2 separate regions of the Homo sapiens genome follow, and region 2 is linked to region 1. A link is a contact called in ENCODE Hi-C data. All regions are on one chromosome and are shown on one strand. The core of a region is the stretch at or near the end of the contact, and the rest is flanking DNA. Distances in the headings are between cores, read along the strand shown. Region 1 has its middle 77 kb from the start of LINC02957. Region 2 holds the start of LINC00475 (long intergenic non-protein coding RNA 475).

The links. Hi-C counts contacts between places; a loop is a spot of excess contacts on that map. Pooled maps may share reads with other maps.
Region 2: a loop to region 1 is called in a map of CD4-positive, alpha-beta memory T cell, with 11 times the contacts of the local background. The contact joins the promoter of LINC00475 here to the enhancer-like site in region 1. A Hi-C loop is called at or near these places in 1 of 168 maps with a recorded cell type or tissue (CD4-positive, alpha-beta memory T cell), 1 of 37 single-sample maps with no recorded cell type and 12 of 50 pooled maps.

Annotation. Positions count from the first base shown.
Region 1 is chr9:90,918,765-90,921,464 of GRCh38, reverse strand. No RefSeq gene overlaps it. Among named protein-coding and RNA genes, the nearest start is that of LINC02957, 77 kb to the left of the region's middle. RefSeq lists a silencer at 1-131. Within about 2 kb of position 1,449, at least 13 of the 41 ENCODE cell types and tissues checked have a DNase peak (open chromatin) inside an H3K27ac peak, as active enhancers do.
Region 2 is chr9:92,140,199-92,142,898 of GRCh38, reverse strand. It overlaps LINC00475 (long intergenic non-protein coding RNA 475), which reads right to left and starts at 1,432. Exons shown (of 4, transcript NR_027341.1): 1 at 1,249-1,432. RefSeq lists enhancers at 568-1,146, 1,147-1,726, 2,306-2,700 and a silencer at 1,403-1,582.

The DNA of each region.
Region 1 (2,700 bases), core at 200-2,699:
GAAGGTGCAGCGGACAGCAGCTGGGGGGCAGGGGTAGACTGGGCACACGAGGCTCATTGTGAAATCCCAGGGCGTCTCCTGGGAGCTTGTCTGCACAGAGCTGGCAGGGCCAGTGCTGGAGCCAAGCCAGGTTCCAGAAACGTGCCCAGACACAGCTTGGCAAGGTGGTGGGCTGCAGCATGTGAGGACAGGAGGAACACAGTGTCCCTGAGCTCTGCTGCTCCAGAGCTGGGCTCCGTGGAAGAACCAGGAGGCTGAAGAGGGTGAGTGCACCAGCACTGAGGTGCGCCATGGGCTGCTTTCGAGGCTCAGGTTTCCTGTGTCAGTGGATGGGCAGGGCCAGCTCTGTGTGCTGCGGGTTTGTGCGCTGAGACACAACACATGCAGACACACACAGACATACAGATACATGCAGACACACAGACTCATAAGACACACATGTACATACAGACACACAGATACATGCAGACACACAGACTCATAAGACACACAAGTACACACAGACACACAGATACCCAGATACACACAGATACACAGACTCATACAGACACACATGTACATATAAACAGACACACAGATACATACAGATACAAAGACTCATACAGATACACATGTACATACAGACACACAGACACACAGGTACATAGATACACAGACTCATACAGCCATACATGTACATACAGACACACAGACACACAGACACATGCAGACACACAGACTCATAAGATACACATGGGCATACAGACACATAGATACATACAGATACACAGACTCATACAGACACACATGTATGTAAGACACACAGACACACAGATACAGATACATGCAGACACAGACTCATAAGACACACATGTATATATAGACACACAGACACAGATACATGCAGACACACAGACTCATACAGACACACATGTACATACAGACACACAGATACACGCAGATACACATAGACATGGACATACACATGTACATACACACACAGACCCATAAAGGGACACTTAGACACACAGACACACATACAGACATACACGCAGACATACATGCAGACGTATATACGGACACACACACAGACACAAAATGGAAACTTTTTCCTTGGCTCTTCAAATACAGAAAAATCATCCAAACAATTCATTTTGGCCAAGCCAACTCATGCCGGCATTAGGAGTTGGGGGCCAATGCAGAGAGTGCAGCTCTGCCTGCTGTCCTTCTCCTTTACTGCCCTGGTAGAAGCGCTGATGAGCACGGCAGCCAAGGCTGTCCAGGAGGGGATGCATGGAGCACAATGCTTGGACACAGTCCAGCCAGCAAGGAGAGGCTGGCTGGGTCCCTCCCAGGGCACCCAGACTGTTCCAGGGCTGTGGGAGGCCCAAGAGAGGAACAGAGCGACCCGTTTCCCGAGAGCTTGGCAGCCTCAAAGTAGTGGGGACGTCATGTTCTGGGGCCCGAGGGAGAGGTCGTCAGCCATAGAAAGAGGGAAAACTATGTGGGGAAGGAGCCATGGGCTAAGGTTTCAGGCCCCAGGAAGGACTCGCTGGAACAGCACGGGCTGAGTGGGAGCCCATGCCAGGCCAACAGTGAGGCCTGGCATGGGAAAGTGCCTGTACAGCCGCCTTGTGAGGAGTCAAAGACGTGGAGGACATGCCGGGAGAAATGAGCACAAGCAGGTTTCCGTGCTGCCGAAATTCTGTGCATCCTGAAGATGCTTCATTCCAACGGAGGGAATGCAAGTCCACAGAGGTTTCCAGAAGTCACCAACCATGGAATGCTTTCTCTCTTCCACTGACAATACCCATGCAAGAACACGGCAGAGGCTGAAATGGTCTTGGGGCAGGGGAGAGACTCCGGCCTCGGAGGGTCTCACCCTACTGCACAGCACATTAAGCCCACCCTGCGAGGTCGACAGAGGGCTGAAGCTGAAAGCCCATTGTATGGGCAACAAAGGACGAGCACCCAGGCTGGGTTGCCTCCAGTCTCTTTCCTCAGTGTGGCTTCCTGGGCAGAAAGCACATGGCTGGGTTGATCCCTATGGCAGGCCCAGGCCAGGTGAGGCAAGTGAGTGTCCTTAAGCTACGCCCCAGTGTCCCCTTCTCTCACCTCAGCCCTGGCCCTGGCTGAGGAGAACAGGTGGTCCTCAGCCATCTGGGGGTGATGGCAAGCCTGGAGCGGGTTCCGTGCAGATCACATAAGAACAAGGCTGAAGTACTAGGGACACTCACACAGCCCCGGCTTCCCAGGATGGACCTGGGGGTGGCAAACGGCTCTCCATCCACAGGGACCCCTGGGCTGGGCCATGTAACTGTAGGGCATTGCCAGAATCAGGGTCACCATGGGCTGGGCACTCAGAGGCTGTTCCAGGTGGGAGTCCACACTCCAGGCCCAGGGCAGTGCCTGCCCTCCGTGGTAGAAAGAGCTCATGCCTTTCTAGCACAACTCCTGAAGGGTAAATAGCTACAAGTGAAGGGGCACCCTATGCAGGGAGGACAGTCATCAACTGTCATCAACACTGACTTTTTGTTTGTTTGTTTGTTTTTGAGATGGAGTCTCGCTCTGTTGCTTTGTCACCCAGGCTGGAGTGCAATGGCACAATCTTGGCTGACTGCAACCTCTGCCTCTTGGGTTCAAGCGATTCTCCTGCCTCAGCCTCCTGAATAGCTGGGATTACAGGTGCATGCCACAGATGGCTGTGACATGGCTGGTTTC
Region 2 (2,700 bases), core at 183-2,682, 1.2 Mb before region 1:
CTTTTGGAGTGGAGGAGGACATCCCAACCTAGGGACAGGGACATTTGGAGAGGAGCCCCATGAAGAGTTGCCATCTGGGACCCTCTGCCTCCCACCAGGACACTGCCAACACTGAGCATCCTTTTAGTTCCACAAATTCTTGCTAGGCCCCTATAAAGATTCGCCCAGCGTCCTCTTCCTCTAAGCTCCCACGTGCTAGAACTCCCACATGCTAGAAGCCATGAGGGGTCTCTCTCAGGCCAGAAGGAGCTCTGGGATCCTAGCCCTCAGCAGAAGGCCCCAGGCTTTCCCACCTGCTCCCAGCTCCTCTGAGGAAGTTGATGGAGCCTGCAGAGCTGGGCTGGAGGAGGTCTCCTTTCCCCAGAGCGGGGCTGGGGGTGCGGGTAGGTGGCCTGGAATGTGCTCTCTCACCCTCCTCCTGCCCATGTGGTAAGCAGCGAGAGCCCCCAGCCCTCCAGCTCTGAGGGGAAGCTCCTGTGAGCCAGACGGACAGGACAGCTGCCCCCAATAGGGTCCCCTTCACGGGCCATCTCACCCCAACTCAGACGCTAAAAATGGTTCTCCGCTTTTCAGCCTCCGCGCCTGCCCACAAATTAGTGTCTCCAACACAGCCTCTTGGGACATGACTTTAGGGAGGCCCCTGGGGGAGCCGGGAGGCCCCAGTAAAGGGAGATGGTGCTGGCAGAGTCCCTTTCTGAGGAGACAAGAGTGGATAAGGCCCCCCTCCCAGCTTCTGGGACCCCCCCCCCAAAGAAGGCCACCCAGCCTCAGTGTGACAGCCCTGTTGTCCTCACCATGGCAGAAGAACAGACATTATTTCCACCCCACTGGGGCACGCTCCCCTCACCTCCACCTCCAGTTCTGTCAGCTTTACCCTCAGCCACCATCCTGGGCACTGCTCTGCTGGAAGAGAATGCAGCAACAGGAGATGGGGGAGCCAGCCCCGCGCCCTCCCGCTTAGGGTCCAGAACCCACCTTGCCAAACCTGGGCTCCCGCAGTCAGCCCACAAGCACGGAGGCCAATGGGGAAGCCAAGTCAGGGAAGCCTGGTCTCCCTGCTCGCCTGATATTTAGTCTCAGACTCTTCTCCCCTCCCCAGTCCCGCAACGGTCAACTTGGAAGGGGGTGAACCCTCTCCGGGATGCCCACGCCCCAGGGCACCAAGCAAGCAGGTGTCCTGCTGAGGCCAGGACTGGGTGCAAGCCAGCAGCCCGCAGTACCAGGTGGAGACAGGCGGGCAGTACTCACAGGTAAGCCGTCAGGGGATCCAGGTCCCCCGGTATGGCGGACAGCCCAAGCTCAAGAGCAGTCGGCAGACAGCATGATGCCGTCCTCCTGGCAGTGGCAGGGGGCCGGGCAGGCGGTAGGCCCCGGGCCGGGCTGGGGGGCGCAGCCGGCGCTCGGGGAGGCGCACACAGCGGCGCGAAGTCACAGCGCCCGGAGCCTGGGCGGGTTGGGCATCTCGGCGGCCGGGCTGCTGGGTCACCTGGCGGCCAGGCGCGCAGACGCACGGGCGCGGTGTCCGCAGCTGCTTTCTCCCGGTCCCGGCGGGCTGCGCCGTCGGTGGGGACCGCCCCGGGGGCTCTACTGGGCGTCGGCGGCGGGGCGGTGCAGTCAGAGAGGAGCAGGCATTGTTGAGTGATCTTCGTTATTCAGTTTCACAGGCTGGGCTTGGCAAGGGAGGGAGACCCAGCCGGAGGAGGAGTCAAGGAAACTTTCTACGCTGCGGCTAGCTCCCTTCCCTCCTTCCTTCGGAGCTGGCAGGAATTTCATTCAGGAAAGATAAAAAAAGGAAAAAAGCAAAGAAACCCAAGCGAGCAAAGCTCAGCCCGTCAGAGACCTGCACTTGTTTAGAAAGGGTGTCCCAGGGCCTTGGCTGCAGGGCTGGGGACCCTCTTGCCTTTGGGGATAGCCACGGGGTCACATGGGACCCAGAGGAGATCTCTGAAAGAGGCCTTGGGGCTCTCATAGCCCCTCATGCCTTCACCACGTTTCACACTGGAGGAAACAGAGACCCAAGAGGAGAAATGATTTGTTCAAGGTGACACAGCTGATAGGGCATCCCCAGAGCTGGAACTCGTCAGCCCTCCTCGGCCTTATCCTAGGACAAGAGAGAGGGGAGTGAGGGGCTACCCTGGAAGAGGCCAGGCTGCGGAGGGTTCCACTGCAAGCTGGGATGACCCGGCAGTGGGCAACCAGGAGCAGTCTCCTCCCTGAGAGGTCGCGCCTTGACTCCAAAGAAACGGGTGTGGAGTTCCACTCGCTGAGTGCACCCTGGGTGGAAATGCACTCCTGCAGCCTCTGTCAGGTTTACTGTCAGGTTTACGGGGACCACCTTGATCCCTGCTCCCAGGACCTCGGCAGGCTGAGGGACTGCGTGCAGCTCAGCTGCTTGTCAAGAGGCCACCTCAAAGTAAGCAGATTGGCGCCACCTGGAGGCCGGGTGCTGCACCTGCAGCTCGGCCACCCTGAGGCTGGAATCCCACCAACTGGCTGACCTGGCCGGCCCCAGAGCCCTGGTGAGCAAAGGGCACGGTGGTTAAAACTGAGGCCAATCCCTGTTCTCTCCTTAGACCATAGTGAGCTGGCTGTGCTTCCTTCACGCAGCCTCTTGCTGTCTCTGGTCTCTCCCATGCTGAGCCAAGCCCCAGTGCAGAGCTAGAGCAGGCTGTGGGCACCCCTCCTTCCTTTTTTGCCCTG